Regions from separate parts of the Homo sapiens genome. Here region 1 is linked to region 2. A link is an interaction called in ENCODE POLR2A ChIA-PET data of the cell type or tissue named here. Cell type or tissue: PC-3. All regions are shown on one strand.

Evidence for each region. Peaks named below come from ENCODE experiments on the same cell type or tissue, not always from the same donor. Only the 100,000 strongest peaks of a DNase experiment are listed, where the experiment ranks them.
Region 1: POLR2A ChIA-PET joins it to region 2 with 11 read pairs; 1 of 35 experiments calls an interaction of 5 or more read pairs at or near these places.

The regions. Positions count from the first base shown.
Region 1 is chr12:92,286,276-92,294,275 of GRCh38, forward strand. All of the region lies in intron 2 of LINC02391 (long intergenic non-protein coding RNA 2391), which reads right to left. Among named protein-coding and RNA genes, the nearest start is that of LINC02391, 74 kb to the right of the region's middle. In PC-3, no CTCF peak of the experiment used is centred here; DNase peaks (open chromatin) are centred at 3,886 and 4,176; H3K27ac peaks cover 732 bases.
Region 2 is chr12:93,718,496-93,726,495 of GRCh38, forward strand. The region is part of intron 2 of CRADD (CARD and death domain containing adaptor protein); the gene reads left to right. All of the region lies in intron 2 of CRADD-AS1 (CRADD antisense RNA 1), which reads right to left. Among named protein-coding and RNA genes, the nearest start is that of CRADD-AS1, 15 kb to the right of the region's middle. In PC-3, no CTCF peak of the experiment used is centred here; a DNase peak (open chromatin) is centred at 4,906; H3K4me3 peaks cover 339 bases; H3K27ac peaks cover 2,028 bases.

The DNA.
Region 1 (8,000 bases), 1.4 Mb before region 2:
ACAAGAGCATCTTGCTTATAATACTGCCTGTGTAGTAATGGATTACCTTGAGTCTAGGTTCAGCCTACACTCCTGGGAGCCTCTCAGAACTCCATCTTAGCCAGGTTCCTCCTAAGAAGGGGATGTAAGAAGGAGGCAAAATGAGGGGCCTTGGCATCACGTAGAAGTGGGCTTACATCCAGCCATGCCACTGACTGGCTCGACCTTGAAAAGCCACTTCACCTCCCTGAACCTTTTTTTTCTTTGATTCGTTGATTATAAAATCAAGTTTGATTTGCTTATAAAATCAATGGTATTCAACTCATGAATTCAAATCCAGGGTGTAGACAAAGTCTTCAATACACTTTAGTTCCCCTTCCTGTGCTTTCCTCCATTCTTCTTGAGTCACAGCCAAGGATGGTCATGCTTTTTTTCTGGTCAAGGAGTGAGAATTCTTTTTGTCTTGTGCAAACTCAAGGCAGAAAGTATCTTTATTTCACAGGAGGCTGAAAATTCACAGTAATTGGGGAATAACATTTAAGATATTTCCTTTGTTCTTTTTTTCTGTTTTACTTTCTCCTCTCTTTTACAACACAGGCACTGTTCCCTTGGCATTTGCAAATTTACTTTTTTACTTCTGCAGATGTAGGTGGATCGATTCAAGAAGAGAAACGGTAGCACAAAAGAGAAGAATTTTCCCAGTGCAGAATTCATTTCGGAAAGGAGTGTTTTTCATAATTAGCTCAACATTTGCATGTTTATGAAGTCCCAGACACTGTTCTACATATTTCACGTGGGTTAATCCATTTAATCCTCACAACACCATAAAGTAAGTACTTACATTAGTAGACAAGAAAACTATGAGGCACAGAAAAGTTAAGCAAATTATCCGAGGTCACATAGCAAAGTGGCAGTATTAACATGTGAACCTAGGCAAATGTAGCTTCAGAACGCAGGCTCTCTACCACTTCAACAGCTTATTTACCTCCTTTTCCCAGGAGCTCATTCTATAAAAATTGAGCAAGATAGATGGGAAAAACATATTAGAAGAAAATGAATCACGAAGAGCATCTGAAATAGGTATGGGCTGGGCACGGTGGCTCACGCCTGTAATCCCAGCACTTTGGGAGGCCATGGTGAGCATATTGCTTGAGCTCAGGAGTTCAAGACAGCCTGGGCAACATAGTGAAACCCTGTCTCAACAAAAAATATTAATAAAAGAATTAGCTGGGTGTGGTGGGTTGGGAGGCTGAGGCGGGAGGATGGCTTGAGCCCAGGAGGTGGAGGTAGAAGTGAGCCAAGATGGCACCACTGCACTCCAGCCTGGGTGACAGAGTCAGACCCCGTCTCAAGAGAAAAAAAATAAAAGTTAAAGGAAAAAAACCAGTCTCCAACTGATTTGATAAGAGATCAAATGACCCCACTTCATTTTAAAAATTTAGAAAATAAAAAAGAGAAATAGGTATGGAGCTTACACCATTGAAATCTGATGCTGTTTTCAAATATCCATAATAAAAACACTAATGTCTTAAATATGGGGAGGTAACTCAGTCTAACCAGCCTTGTTTTTCTAAGTAATGGCGTCAGAAAGCCAACTAAGAGTCCTGAGAAAGGGTTTGGGGTTTGCTATTCGTTCCCAGTGCTAAAATTCCTTGACCAAAAACAATCTCAAGATTTCCAAGGGTGGCCAAAATATCAAGCCTGCTTTCTCTGAGGGAGGAAATATTTCCATTTCACGGAGATGAAGTGGACATTTTCTCAGTTGAGTGTTTGATAGTGTTTCTTTACTGGAAATAACTACACGTCTTCTTTGAGAACCACACTTCTAGGTTTTTTTGTTTTGTTTTGAGACGGAGTCTTGCTCTGTTGCCCAGGCTCTGGAGTGCAGTGGCGATCTCGGCTCACTGCAAGCTCCGCCTCCCGGGTTCACACCATTGTCCTGCTTCAGCCTCCAGAGTAGCTGGGACTACAGGTGCCCACCACCATGCCCGGATAATTTTTTGTATTTTTAGTAGAGACGGGGTTTCACCGTGTTAGCCAGGCTGGTCTCGATCTCCTGACCTCGTGATCCGCCCGCCTCGGCCTCCCAGAGTGCTGGGATTACAGGCGTGAGCCACCGCCCGGCCTTTTTTTTTTTTTTAATCTAAAATAAGGCCACTAGTACTACTTCCTTCCTCCCCTTTCAATGCTAAAGGAGAAGAGATCAACTCATTTAGTTCTCTAACTTACCTAGAAGCTGAGCTAGGATTCGAATCCAGTTCCCTAACTCCTCTTCTGGTTCTCCTGCCACTCAGCCACATGGATTTCTTTCTCTTACACACAGGCTCTTTTTGGCCACGGTAAACACACTGACCTTTGAAATATGGAAAGAAAAGCGCTTTGAAATAAAACTGGCACAAACAGCAGTCAGACAGCCGTCATCTGGAGGCTGAAACAAAGAGGAGCATAGTTTTCAAGCTGTCTTCGTAATTACACGAAGCAGTTATCACTCAGGCCCCAGTCTGCGCATTGCCCCCCAAACAAACAGCCGAGGGCTGAGAGAGCACATAGGCCACTTTGTTGCGCCAGCATACTGGGGAGTGGAGAGCCCCCCAGCTAAAATCACATGTGGCTTGGAGTGTTTTCCAGGACTTCAGGCTTTTTCCTTTCTTCCTTCCCCATTAAACCCCTCTGCTCTTCTTGGCAAAGGCCTTCAGGTGAGGTAAGCGCCAATTAACAACAAAGAGCTTGATGTATTTCAAGTTTATGGCTTAGAGCTGTGTTCTCATGAAATATATTCTCCTCTGGTCCAGAAGCCTTGATGGGCAGAGAGCAAGAATTCTGAGTGTGGTTGAAATTTGGTTCATTTTTGCTACTGCCCTAAAAGTGATTTCCCTTTTGGGGGTTTGCTCAAATAGAAAGCAACGAAAACAAACCCAGAAAAGGGCAAAACCAATTCTGAAAACTTCAGCTGCAAAGATAACTGGAGCAGAAGGCTCAGCAAATTGGGTTTTTTGGGGAAAAAAAAATGGCCTTAAATTTCTTATGGGTTCTTTGGAAATAAATATAGCCAGACTTTGGAATGAGTAGGAGGGATGAGAATATCCAATCCAAAGGATCTCTAAAGCCTTTTCCAGCTTCCAAATTTGGATTTGATTTTTCTATCCTGGGAATGGTTTTAATCATGTTACAATCATTTGAGCGTTATCACGTCAATTTATAAAAAATATTTTTGTGAATTGTTTTTAGGCTACAGTGATATGAGATCTGACCAATAAAATGATCTCATTGGACATCTCAGAGCCCTTAAAGAGCAAGAGGTTTGGCAATAGGAATATAAATAGGTTAAAATATATTCCAAAACAATTCCTCTAATCATTAATTGTACTCCATTGTTTAATATTTTCAGAGCCTACTGAATTTAGCAAAGGGAAAGACAGATGCATATTAAAATGCATGCAAATGCTACACACAAGCCACATTTTAATATATTGTTTTGCATTCATAATTTTAGTCTTGTGATTTGTATTTTCATTTGCTTGGGAACAAAGACTTTCTTTTTTCCGCACTTGGGAAACAAGGCAAGACTTGTTTCTGCCAGCATCTTAATAGTATTCCTGAAAAAGCAGCAAACTTAATGGTTCAGGAACTACTCTCCACCACCTGCTTACTGGCCTCTAACAGGGGCTGCATTTACAATGCATTGAAAAGGTGAAAATACGCAATCAATCAGTTGCTTTGTTGCAGAATGGTGAGCAATCATATTTTTGTTGTATTAAAACTGAACAGAATCATTTTTTTAAAAAAATGTAAACTGCTTAAACGTACAGCCTCTTTTCAGCTACAGGGAGTGGCAGAGTGACTTGTGCATTCACCAAATTTCATTCCTTTTTAATCTGGGGACACATACAGACCGTATTGCTCAGCTTCCTTTTCAATTAGGTGATTTCTGGCAATGGAATGTGGGGCAAAATAATGCTTACAATCTCCATTCAAGTCTAGCCCCTTGAATCTATGGTGCATTTCCCTATACTTGTGCTTTTCCCGTGCTCCTGACCTTCTGGCAAGATACAGAGGATCAGGTGGAGAGCATCAAGGGCACTAGAGGAGCCTCTTGATGATGGGAGGCTGGGTTTTCAAATAAAAAGCATGGAACAGAATCTCTGACCCATCTGTCTCCTTTGACCAATGACTCACAAAAAACTATGACTCTCAATCACTGTGTGGTAGTTAGTCTCTAATGGTCCCTATCTGCTGTATTCATACCCTTGTGTGTCCACCTCCTACATGCTACCAGGATCTGTGTGACCAATGACATATGGTAGAAATGATGGGATGTTACTTCCAAGATTGAGCTATAAAAGACTGCAGTTTCCATCTTGGGTGCTTTCTCATTCGTTCTCTCTCTTGGATTACTCTCTCTGGGGGAAGCCAGCTGTCATGTTTTGAGGTCACTCTAACAGCCTGTGGAGATGCTCACATGGTGAGGAATAGGGACCTGCCTCCAACAGCCAGCAAGAAATTGAGGCTTGCCAATAATCAGGTGAGGAAGCTCGGAAAAAAATTCTCCAGCCTAGTTGATCCTGTAGCTCCAGTAAATAGTTTGAGTACCACTTTGTGAGAAACATTGAGCTAGAATTACCTAGTTAAACTGCTCCTGGATTCTTGACCCCCAGAAACTGTGTGAGATAAATGTTTGTTGTTTTAAGTAGCTAAGTTTTAGGGTAATTTGTTACACAGCAATAAATAGTACATAACTATGAACAGGACTGTAAGGTTCAAAGGGTGAAGACTTTGGTTTATTCTTGAAATTTCACCGCCTAATGAAGTGCCTGGATGAGAGCAGGCTTGAATAAACAATGAATGTGGTTTTCAGTAAGATTAATAGTGTGGTTCTTTACATATGATGTGCAAAGTCAACATGTTAGAGCAGCTACCACTTTAAGGCTAGACAGTGAGGTTACTACATATCTCATCCTGGAAGATGGAATCAACTGCACCTAGATTCAGAAAAATCTAGAATCACATTTCTATCAAATGCATAGATAACAGTTTCCAAAACGTTTGTATAAAGAAGAGAAAAACTCAGCTATCTAGTTCTGTTTGTGTGTTCAGATTATCACGCTTATGCTTGTACAGACTAGGTTCTCTTCTAATAGCTACACATGTTAATTTATTTAATCCTTACAACAATCCAGTAAAGAGCATGTTGTTATTCTTCTGATTTTAATGATGAGGAAACAATATGCTCTGGACTTGCATATTCCTAGGATCTTGAAGTTACCCATTATACTCCATTGCCCTCTCATTTTAACTCATCAAAGAGAACAGAGCTGAAAAGTACAGGAAAGGGTCACTGAATGGATGAAGTGGATGAAGAGATAGCCCTGTAAGAACAGAAAAGAATAATTAAAACTTTTAGATTTGACAAACCCAGGAAGCACTATGATCAAAATTTATGAAATCCTGAAGGAAATGCATTTATTTACCCAAACTGATACACATCACAGGAATGGGGCCCGCCTTGATGTTTATTAGAGATCATTTAGGAGAACCTGAATGCATGCTGCTTCCAAATGATGGGATATACGTTCTGCCTTCATTCCAGCTGCTTAGAGACAAGACCCACCATCCCAGAGACTGCAGTGAAGAGGAAAAGAATATCCCAAACCACAGGCAACCACCTCCTTGTGGCGCAGCCAAGAGCGGTGTGCTTGGCCTCCCTGCTAATTAGCAAAAACCCTCACCAATTCCTTCCAATGCTTGAAAATCAATGCTAGCCTAAAAAAAAAAAAAAAAAAAATCAGAACTGGGCCAAAGAAGCACTGGGAATGAGTAGACATCTCTGTGTCTGCCTCTCCTGATAGTCCCGTTTTTGCTTGTTTTTCATGGGAACATGTGTATATGGTGACAACTCAGGGTATGTAGTTGCCGCAGGCAGCTTCCTCCGTTTTCTTAGCTCTGTGTTGTGGGAAGGAATGAAAGTTGCTGTTTACAAGGAACACTGCCAATGGGCTAATGGGAATTTTTCATGACTTATGGATGTTTGCAGAACTGAAGGCTTTTGAAATCTGATTTCAAAGCTGACCTAAAGTCTTGGTGACACAGATAATGACCTGTGGAAAGAGGTAATCATGAACACAGAAAATCCTCACTTACTCCGTCTTTTAGGAATTTTGGTTGACGAAATATGCTCCTCTTAATTTTAGGTAGTAAGACAGATTGTCAATCTATAACAGTTGGTGTTAGGCAGAGTTTTAAATTTATCTTTCACTTCATGGGGCAATGAGTTTGCCAAAGAAATGAATGATGCCTTAAACTTTTGCTGGGAGAATATTACAGTTGGGTAGAATAATATGCTACAAAATGTGGAAAGACTGTTTACATAGGAAGAAATTGATATGTCAATTACAAGTTACTCTCAATAATTTATTTAAGCAGGCCCTGAAGGGTCTAATTCTCACAGGGACCAAGTTTGAATTCTTACACTTGAAAAGAAAAATGAATGCTTTATAATGTTCCCCAATTCCAAATGTTCACATATTATGCTGGTAATTGTTTTCTCCAAATCATTCTGAATTGATGAAGTCTTGCTAAAGACTTAAAGAGCCTGCATTTATATATCTTTGTAGTCCTTTCCAGCTGTGGCTCACAAAACCAATTACTTGGCATTAATTCATCATATATAGGCTTTTCCATTAAAAAAAGGATATATATTTTTTCAAAACAGCCAGTGACTGTCATTGTATAAACAAATTCAAAGTCCACTAACAAATGAATCACTAATGTGCAAAAGGCCTTGTTCAGGGCCATCCCCAGAATGAAGGGGCAGCTTTAATGGATTCCGGATATTCTCCTACACTTGACCCAGTATGTCACATGTGTTTGATTACCATCCTTTCCTTTAATTAGTTCTCTCATGCCCACACTAGGGATTGCAGAAGCTGGATTTAAAAATTGCCGGCCGGGCGCGGTGGCTCACGCCTGTAATCCCAGCACTTTGGGAGGCCGAGGCGGGTGGATAACGAGGTCAGGAGATCGAGACCATCCCGGCTAACATGGTGAAACCCCATCTCTACTAAAAATACAAAAAATTAGCCGGGCGTGGTGGCCGGCGCCTGTAGTCCCAGCTACTCGGGAGGCTGAGGCAGGAGAATGGCGTGAACCCGGAAGGCGGAGCTTGCAGTGAGCGGAGATCGCGCCACAGCACTCCCGCCTGGGCGACAGAACGAGACTCCGTCTCAAAAAAAAAAAAAAAATTGCCATTGGCTGGGCACAGTGGCTCACATCTGTAATCTCACCACTTTGGAAGGCCAAGGCTGGAGGATTGCTGAAGCCCAGGAATCTGAGACAAGCCTGGGCAACATAGTGAGACCCCATCTCTCTAAAAAAGAAACAAAAATAAAATTAGCCAGGTGTAGTGGCATGCTCCTTATAGTCCCAGCTACTCGGGGCTGAGGCAGAAGAATTTTTTGAGTCCAGGAGTTGGAGGCTGCAGTGAGCTATTGTCACATCACTGCACTCCAGCCTGGGTGACAAAGCAAGACCCCGTCTCAAAAAAAAAAAAAAAAAAAAAAAAAAAAGAAGAAGAGGAAGAAGACGAAGAAGAAAAAAGAAAAATTGCCATAAACTTTTTCTTTTCTTTGGCTTTTACCTGAATGTTCTCCTTTGCTTAGCCTCAGTTGGTAACCCTGAACCCCAGTAATGACCTTTACCCACTTCATGTGCATTCTAAGCTGACTTTTGATTCAGACTCATGCCACCCTAGACTCTACTTGTCAGTATAGGGAGTTTATCAAACTTTCTTGAAGGACTGAGTCCACAAAGAAACTAGGAAAAAAAATTCTCAGTTCTAAGAGCTGAGACTAGGTTTCCAAGACGATTACCAATTCCTTTCCACAAAGAATGCTGGTTTTCCTCAAAGATCAATGAGCAAATTTGATCACTGGCAGTAAGTTGATCTTTGGTATAGCATCTCTTGGGGTCTCCATAATTCTCAAAGAAAGATCTTTAAAAAGCAATACTTTATGTATCCATTCATG
Region 2 (8,000 bases):
ATATTAAACTTTTATTCTGAATCTTCTTATAATTGCTTATTAGTTCCAGGAATTTCTTGTTTATTCTTTTGGAATTTTCTACATAGACAATCATGTCATCTGTGAAGAAGACAGTTTTGTGTCTTCCTTCTTAATCTACATACCTTTTGTTTCTTTTTCTTGTCTTATTGCACCAGTTATGACTTCCAATTTGATCTTGAAAAGCAGTGGTAATAACGGACATCCTTGCCTGGTTCCTGGTCTTAGTGGGAAAGTCTCAATTTTCTCTCTTTTTTTTTTTTTGAGACACGGTCTGGCTCTGTCACCCAGGCTGGAGTGCAGTGGTGTGAACATGGCTCACTGCAGCCTTGATCTCATGGGCTGAAGTAATCCTGCCACTTCAGTCTTCCAAGTAGCTTGAAATACAGATGTGCACCACCATGCCTGACTAATTTTTGTATTTTTTGTAGAGATGGGGTTTTGTCATGTTGCCCAGGCTGGTCTTGAACTCCTAGGCTCTAGCAATCTTCTTGCCTCAGCCTCCCAAAGTGCTGGGATTACAGGTGTGGGTCACTGTGCCTGGCTGACTTTCTCACTGTTAAGTATGATGTTAGCTGCAGGGTTTTTAAAAATATGTTTTTTATCAAGTTGAGGAGATTCCCTTCTATTCCTAGTTTGATGAAAGTTTTTATTATGAATAGGTGGTGAGTTTTGTCAAATGATATGATCATGTGATTTTTCTAATTAAGTCTGTTGATGTGATGGATTAGATTACATTTATTGATTTTGTATGTTGAACCAGCCTTGCATAATTGGGATAAATCCCACTTGGTCATGGTGTATAATTCTTTTTATACATTTTTAGATTTGATTTGCTAATACTTTTTTGAGGATTTTTGCGTTTATGTTCAAGAGAGACATTGGTCCATAGTTTTCTTTTCTTGTAATGTCTTTGGTGTTGGTATTAGGGTGATGCTGACTTCATAGAATGAGTTAGGAAGTATTTCCACTGCTTCTAGTTTCTGAAAGATATTGCAGAGAATTGTTACAATTTCTTCCTTAAATGTTTGATAGAATTTATCAGTGAACTCACCTGGGCTTGGTACTTTCTATTTTAAAGGTTATTAAATATTGATTCAAATGTTTAATAGATGCAGGCCAACTTAGATTGTTTATTTTTGTGTGTGAGTATTGGCAGATTGTGTTTTTCAATGAATTGTTCCTTTTCAGGTATGTTATCAAATTTGTGGGCATAAAGTTGTTTATAAAACTTCTTTATCCTTTTAATGTTCATGGGATCTGTAATGATGTTCTCTTTTTCATTTCTGATATTAGTAATTTGTATTCTGTCTCCTTTTTTCTTAGCCTGTCTAGATGCTTACTGATTTCATCTATCTTTTCAAAGAGCAAACATTGCTTTATTGATTTTTTCCATTGATTTCTTGTGTTCTCTTTCGTTAATTTCTGCTCTAATTTTTATACTTTTTTTTGCTTTTGCTTACTTTGGATTTAATTTGCTTTTCTTTTTCTAGTTTCTAAAGGGGAAAACTTGGGTTGTTGATCTTAGGTCTTTCTTCTTTCCTAATTTTTGCATCCAAATCCTATGCATTTCCCTTTGCTTTAGCTAGAAACTACAAATTTTGATAAGTTGTTTCCATTTTTATTTAGTTCAAAATATTTTTTTAAATTATCTTGAGAATTCTCTTACCCCTATGTTACTTAGAAGTGTATTGTTTTATCTCCAAGTACTTTGGAATTTTCCAGCTATGTTTTTGTTATTAATTTTTTATTTAAGTCCATTGTGATCTGACAGCAGATTTTATATGGTTTCTATATTTTTAAATTTATTAGAGTGTGTTTTATGGCCTAAAATGTGGTCTATCATGGTGAATAGTCCACATGAGCTTGAGAAAAATGTGTAATCTGCTGTTGTTTGATGGAATAGTCTATAGATGTCATTTACATACAATTGATTGATGTTGAGTTTATGTCCTTCCTGATTTTTTGCCTGCTAGATATGCCTATTTCTGAGGGATGCTAAGCCTCCAAATGTAATAGTGGATTCACCTCTTTTTTCTTACAGTTCTATCAGTTTTACCTCATGTATTTTAATGCTCTGTTGTTAGGCACATACACACTAATGATTGTTACGTATTCTTGGAATATTGACCCCTTTATCATTTTGTAACGCCTCTCTCTATCTCTGATAACCTTTCTTGCTCTGTAGTTTGCTATGTCTGAAATTACTGTAGCTACTCCCACTTGCTTTTGATTATTGTTAGTGTGGTATAGCTTTCTCCAACCATTTAAATCTACATATGTCTTTATATTTAAAGTGGACTTTTTGTAGACCACATATGATTGGGTTTTGTTTTTTGATCTACCTTGACAATTCCTGTTTTTCAATTAGTGTGTTTAGACCATTGGCATTTGAGGTGATTGTTAGTTGGGTATATAGTTGGATACCTACCATATTTGTTATTGTGTTTTATTTGTTGCCCTTGTTTTTTGTTTCTATTTTTATCTTCCACACTTTTTTGCCTTTTATGGTTTATTATTTAGTATTAAATCATTTTACATTATTCCATTTTCTCTTTTGTAACATATAAAGTATACTTGTTTTTAAAAATTATTTGTAGAAATGAAGTCTCAACTGTGTTGCCCAGGCAGGTCTCAAACTCATGGGCTCAAACAGTCTTCCCATCTTGGCCTCCCAAAGTGCTGGGATTAACAGATGTGAGCCACCATGCTCCTTTTTTTGTTTTTTTAAACTTTTTTAAAGTGGTTTCCCTAGAAGTTTGCTGTATATATTTACAACTCATCCAAGACCAATTTCAAATAACTCTGTACTAATACATGGGCAGTGTATTTCATTATAATAATGAAATATTCCTAATTTCTCCCTCCTGTCTTATGCTGTCATTCATTTCACTTATACGTTAGTGTATATAACTATATGTGTATGCACATACACAAACACACACACATATATATATACACACACAGCCCTCCATATATGTGGGCTTTGCCTCCATGGAGTCAACCAACTGTGGATCAGAATATTTGAAAAATAAGGGATAATTGCATCTGTACTGCACATGTACAGATGTTTTTCTCTTGTCATTATTTTCTAAACAATACAGTATAACAACTATTTGCATAGTATTAGGTATTATAAGTAATCTAGAGATGATTTAAAGTACATAAGATGATGTATGTAGATTAAAAGCAAATAATGCATCATTTTATATAAGGGACTTGAGCATTCATGGATTTTGGTATCCACTGGGGGTGGGGCCCTGAAGCCAATCTCCCATGGATAATAAGGGACTACTGTACACATAAGCATACATAACCAAATACATTGTTGCCATTATTATTTTGAACAAACTTTGATCTGTTAGATCAATTAAAAAAATAAACATTTTTGTTTTACCTCCACTTACTCCTTCTTGATGCTCTTGTTTTCTTTATGTAGATCTTATTTCTGACCTAACATTATTTTCCTTCTCTCAAAAGAACTTCTTTTAACATTTCTTGTAAGGCAGGTCTACTGCCAACAAACTCTGTCAATTTTTGTTAGTCTGAGAAAGTCGTTATTTCTCCATCAGTTTTGAAGGATAGTTTCACAAGGTACAAGAATTCTAAGTTGGTGGGTTTTTTCTTTTCCTCTCCACACTAAATAGTTCACTCCACTTTGTTCTTGATTATGTGATTTCTGAGAAGGCAGATATAATTTTTATCTTTGTTTCTCTATAGCCAATTTACTTTTTTTCTCTGATTTCTTTCAGGAATTTTTCTTTATCTTTTACTTTTTGTAGTTTGAAACGATAGCCTAGGTATAGTTTTTGTTGGCATTTATGCTGCTTGGTATTCTCTAAGCTTCCTGGATCTGTGGTTTGGTGTCTGGCATTAATTTGGGGGCAATTCTCAGCCTATATTGTTTCGTATATTTTTTCTGTTTCTTTCTTTTTCTCCATCTAGTATTTCCACTATACCTATGTTAAACCTTGTATACTTGTCCCACAGTTCTTGGATATTCTGTTTTTCAGTCTTTCTTCTCTTTGCTTATCAGTTTTGGAGGTTTCTATTGATACATTCTTAAGCTCAGATATTCTCTCCTTAGCTATGTCCAGTCTACTAATAAGCCTACCAAAGACGTTCTTCATTTCTGTTACAGTGTTTTTGATCCTTAACATTTTTTTTTCTTAAGATTTCTATTTCTTTGGTTACATTGCCTATGTGTCCTTGCATGCTGACTATCTATTAGAGCCCTTAACAAATTAACCATAGTTGTTTTAAATTCCCTATCTGATAATTCCAACATCCTTGTCATGTCTGTTTCTGATGCTTGGTCTGTCTCTTCAAACTGTGTTGTTTTGCCTTTTAGTATGCCTTGTAATTTTTTCTTGATAGCTGGGCATGAATATGGGGTAAAGGGATCACTCTTAAGTAGGCCTTTAGTAATGTAGTGATAGAAGTGTGGGAGGAGAGGAAGTGAAACCATCTTTGCAAAAATTATGACCATGAGAAAAATTTTGGCATAGGAAAGTTATGGCAGTGAAAGAAATCTAACCTAACTGACTCCATGTTGCTTCTCACCTCCAAGCTGTTCCTATTCATTCCTGGGCATAGGCCAAACAAAATATAGGAGGAATTTACTTTATAGTTTAATTTTGAAGCAAAGATGATAACAGCCCCTTCCTGAGACAAACCCCCTCTTTGCTTAGGGATTAGACCATCTTTGTAAAACTGAAACGTTAGCCACAAGATTAGAAATTCTGGCTCAGGAGTCATGTAGCCAGAGGCCACAAGATTCCTAAACTTCCCAATTGCTCCTATAGATAACATCACTATTGTAAAACCTAAGATTGGTGTTTGAGGTATTTTTCTGACCCTGCATTCTGATGAACCAACCAGCTGGTGCCACCCAGACTGGTAAACTGGCTCATCTGGTCTTTTGGCCCGCACCCAGGAACTGACTCAGTACAAGAAGACAAACTTCGACTCCCTATGATTTCAACCCAACCAATCAGCATTCCCTATTCCCGACCCTGCTGCCTCCAAATTATCCTTGAAGAACCATAGCCTCTGGATTTTTGGAAAGGCATATTTGAGTAATAATAAGCTCCTGTCCTCTTGCTTAGCTGCCTCTGGGTTTATTAAACTCTTTCTCTATTGCAAAAACCTGCTGTTCAGTGCATCGGCTTTGCTGGGCAGTGGGAATGATGAAACTGCCTGGTGAATACAGAAGTGTTCTCTTGTCCTATGAGTAGGTCTCAGTCTTTGAGTAAGCCTGTGCCTCTGGACTGTGAACTTCACAGTGTTTCTCAGGTTTTATTTCCTCTTAGGTGGGACAGGGTCGCTAGACTCGGCTGGAATTATATGTTTCTGTTCATCACATGGAAGGCTTGAGTGGGCTAGAGCTGAGAATTTCTCTTCCCTCCAGGCCCGTTAGGCTGTGGGAAAATCCACTGTCAGATGAGGCTCTGGTTAGGTAGCTTCTCCTGAGGACAGGCCTTGTTAGGAAGACCCCAGTGCTCTGGCATATTTCAAAATGGTTCCTTTTCCTTCTCCTCCTGCTGGAAAGGGATTTTTCTTGGGGAAGTTTCTGCTCCAGGCCGGGTGCAGTGGCTCACACCTGTAATCCCAGCACTTACTTTGGGAGGCCGAGGTGGGTAGATTATTTGAGCCCAGGAATTCGAGGCCAGCCTGGATAACATAGAGAAACCCAGTCTCTCCTAAAAATACAAAAACTAGCTGGGTGTGTGGTGCATGCCTGTAGTCCCAGCTACTTGGGAGGCTGAGGCGAGAGGATCCCTTGAACCTAGGAGGTCAAGGCTGCAGAGAGCCCTGATCGTGCCACTGCACTCCAGCCTGGGTGACAGAGCCAGACCCTGTCTCAAAAAAAAAAAAAAAAAATTTCTGCTCCAGTATGTTGTGATTCTCTGTATCTGCCTGTCTGTTGCTTCAATTTCAGAGGCATCAGTTTACCTTGTGATCTCACTTTTCTTACAGAACTAAGAAGACTTGTTGATTTTTCAGTTTGTTCAGCCTTTTTACTTGTTAGGATGGAGTGGCGACTTTTCAGCTCCTTAAATACAGAGCTGGAAACCAGAAGCCTCTTGACTTTTCATTTTTTGCCTTTGAAAAAAGTCAGGTAGTTAATACTTCTCTTTCAGGGTGCTGTTTGAAAATTCTGTTATGCAAAAACATAATGTAGATAATTTGTATTCCCAATAAATGATAAGGCACATTGGATATAATTGTTACTGTTTTGTATTTTTTAGCATAGTTTTAGATGTTTTATTTTGCTACAAAGGAATTTTGAGCAGAAGATTGTGACATATATCTGTAAAGAACAGACTTATTATTATTATTATTATCATTATTATTATTATTTTGAGATGGAGTCTCGCTCTGTTGCCCAGGCTGGAGTGCAGTGGCGCGATCTCGGCTCACTGCAAGCTCCGCCTCCCGGGTTCACGCCATTCTCCTGCCTCAGCCTCGCAAGTAGCTGGGACTTCAGGCACCCGCCACCACGCTTGGCTAATTTTTTGTATTTTTAGTAGAGGCGGGGTTTCATCGTGTTAGCCAGGATGGTCTCGATCTCCTGACCTCGTGATTCGCCTGCCTTGGCCTCCCAAAGTGCTGGGATTACAGGCGTGAGCCACCACGCCCGGCCCAGACTTATTATTTTTTATGTTCATCCCCCTGTTAATTATCTTTCACTCACAATATTCCCTTTGCTTTTCCTTTTTACCAGTGGTCCAGTATGGGTATCAGTGGAACAATATATGTCTTAAGAATAAAGCAATTTTAAACCACCATGACTAGTAGCAGTGTTTAGCTGAGTTCTGTTGCCCAGTTGTCACCAACTACTGCATATACTCCCTAGATATACAGTTGCATGTTCTCACACTGTCCTGTTTTGAAGAAAAAAATGTTTTTAAAAAGTAGAAATTGAACCAAATGCCATTACTGTCTTTATTGACTTGAAAGGCCCTCATTCCACCCAATCCTGCCCTACTCCTCTTACCCCAATTCCTTTGTGAACTACTTTGGGAAATGCTGCTGGTGGTGGTGTGTGATGATATTTGTAAGAGCATGAAAATAAAAAGCTGGGAATATATAAGAGATTCAGATTTTGCTGAAGCAGAGAATTTGACTTGTGGAGTATTGTAATGCAAAATTTGGTGCACTGTTAATGGAAAGCATTTGCTATATTAAACAGTAAGGGTCTATTGTAGGTTGAGAAGCTGGGGAGATTTATTTTACCATTTAGCATGTAGAGAATTTGAATAGGAAAGTAGGTGTGTATAGAGTGCCTGTTTGTCCCATTCATTGTTGGGGTTTATATATACCTTTCTCTCTTAATCCTCAAAACTCCCTGCCTGTAATGTAGGTATTTTCCCCATTTTGCAGATAAGGAAGCTCAGACACATGAACTTTTCCAAGGTCTCAAAGCTAGTACATCGTGGGGCTGTATTCAAACCCAGGGCTGACTTCAAGACCTATTATTCTTCTACTGAATTAACCTGAATGCTTGCAAAGTCTGTGGCTCTAATTGTTTCTGTGGCTAATTAATGTTCATGAACTGGTGAAGAGTAAATAGTTTAGTTTTTTTTTTTTTTTTTTTTTTTTCTTGAGATGGAGTTTCACTTTTGTCACCCTGGCTGAGTGCAATGGTGCAATCTCGACTTTCTGCAACCTTCGCCTCCCAGGTTCAAGCGATTCTCCTGTCTCAGCCTGCCAAGTAGCTGGGATTACAGGCACCCACCACCATGCCCAGCTAATTTTTGTATTTTGATTAGAGATGGAGTTTCACCATATGGGCCAGGCTGGCCTCGAACTCCTGACCTCAGGTGATCCACCTGCCTTGGCCTCCCAAAGTGCTGGGATTATAGGCATAAGCCCCAGCACCTGGCCAATAGTTTAGTTTTTTAATGACTCCCTCAACTTTGTTAGGTCTGTTTATTTGAGAGCATGTATTTATTTGGGGCCATAAATGTATTTTTACA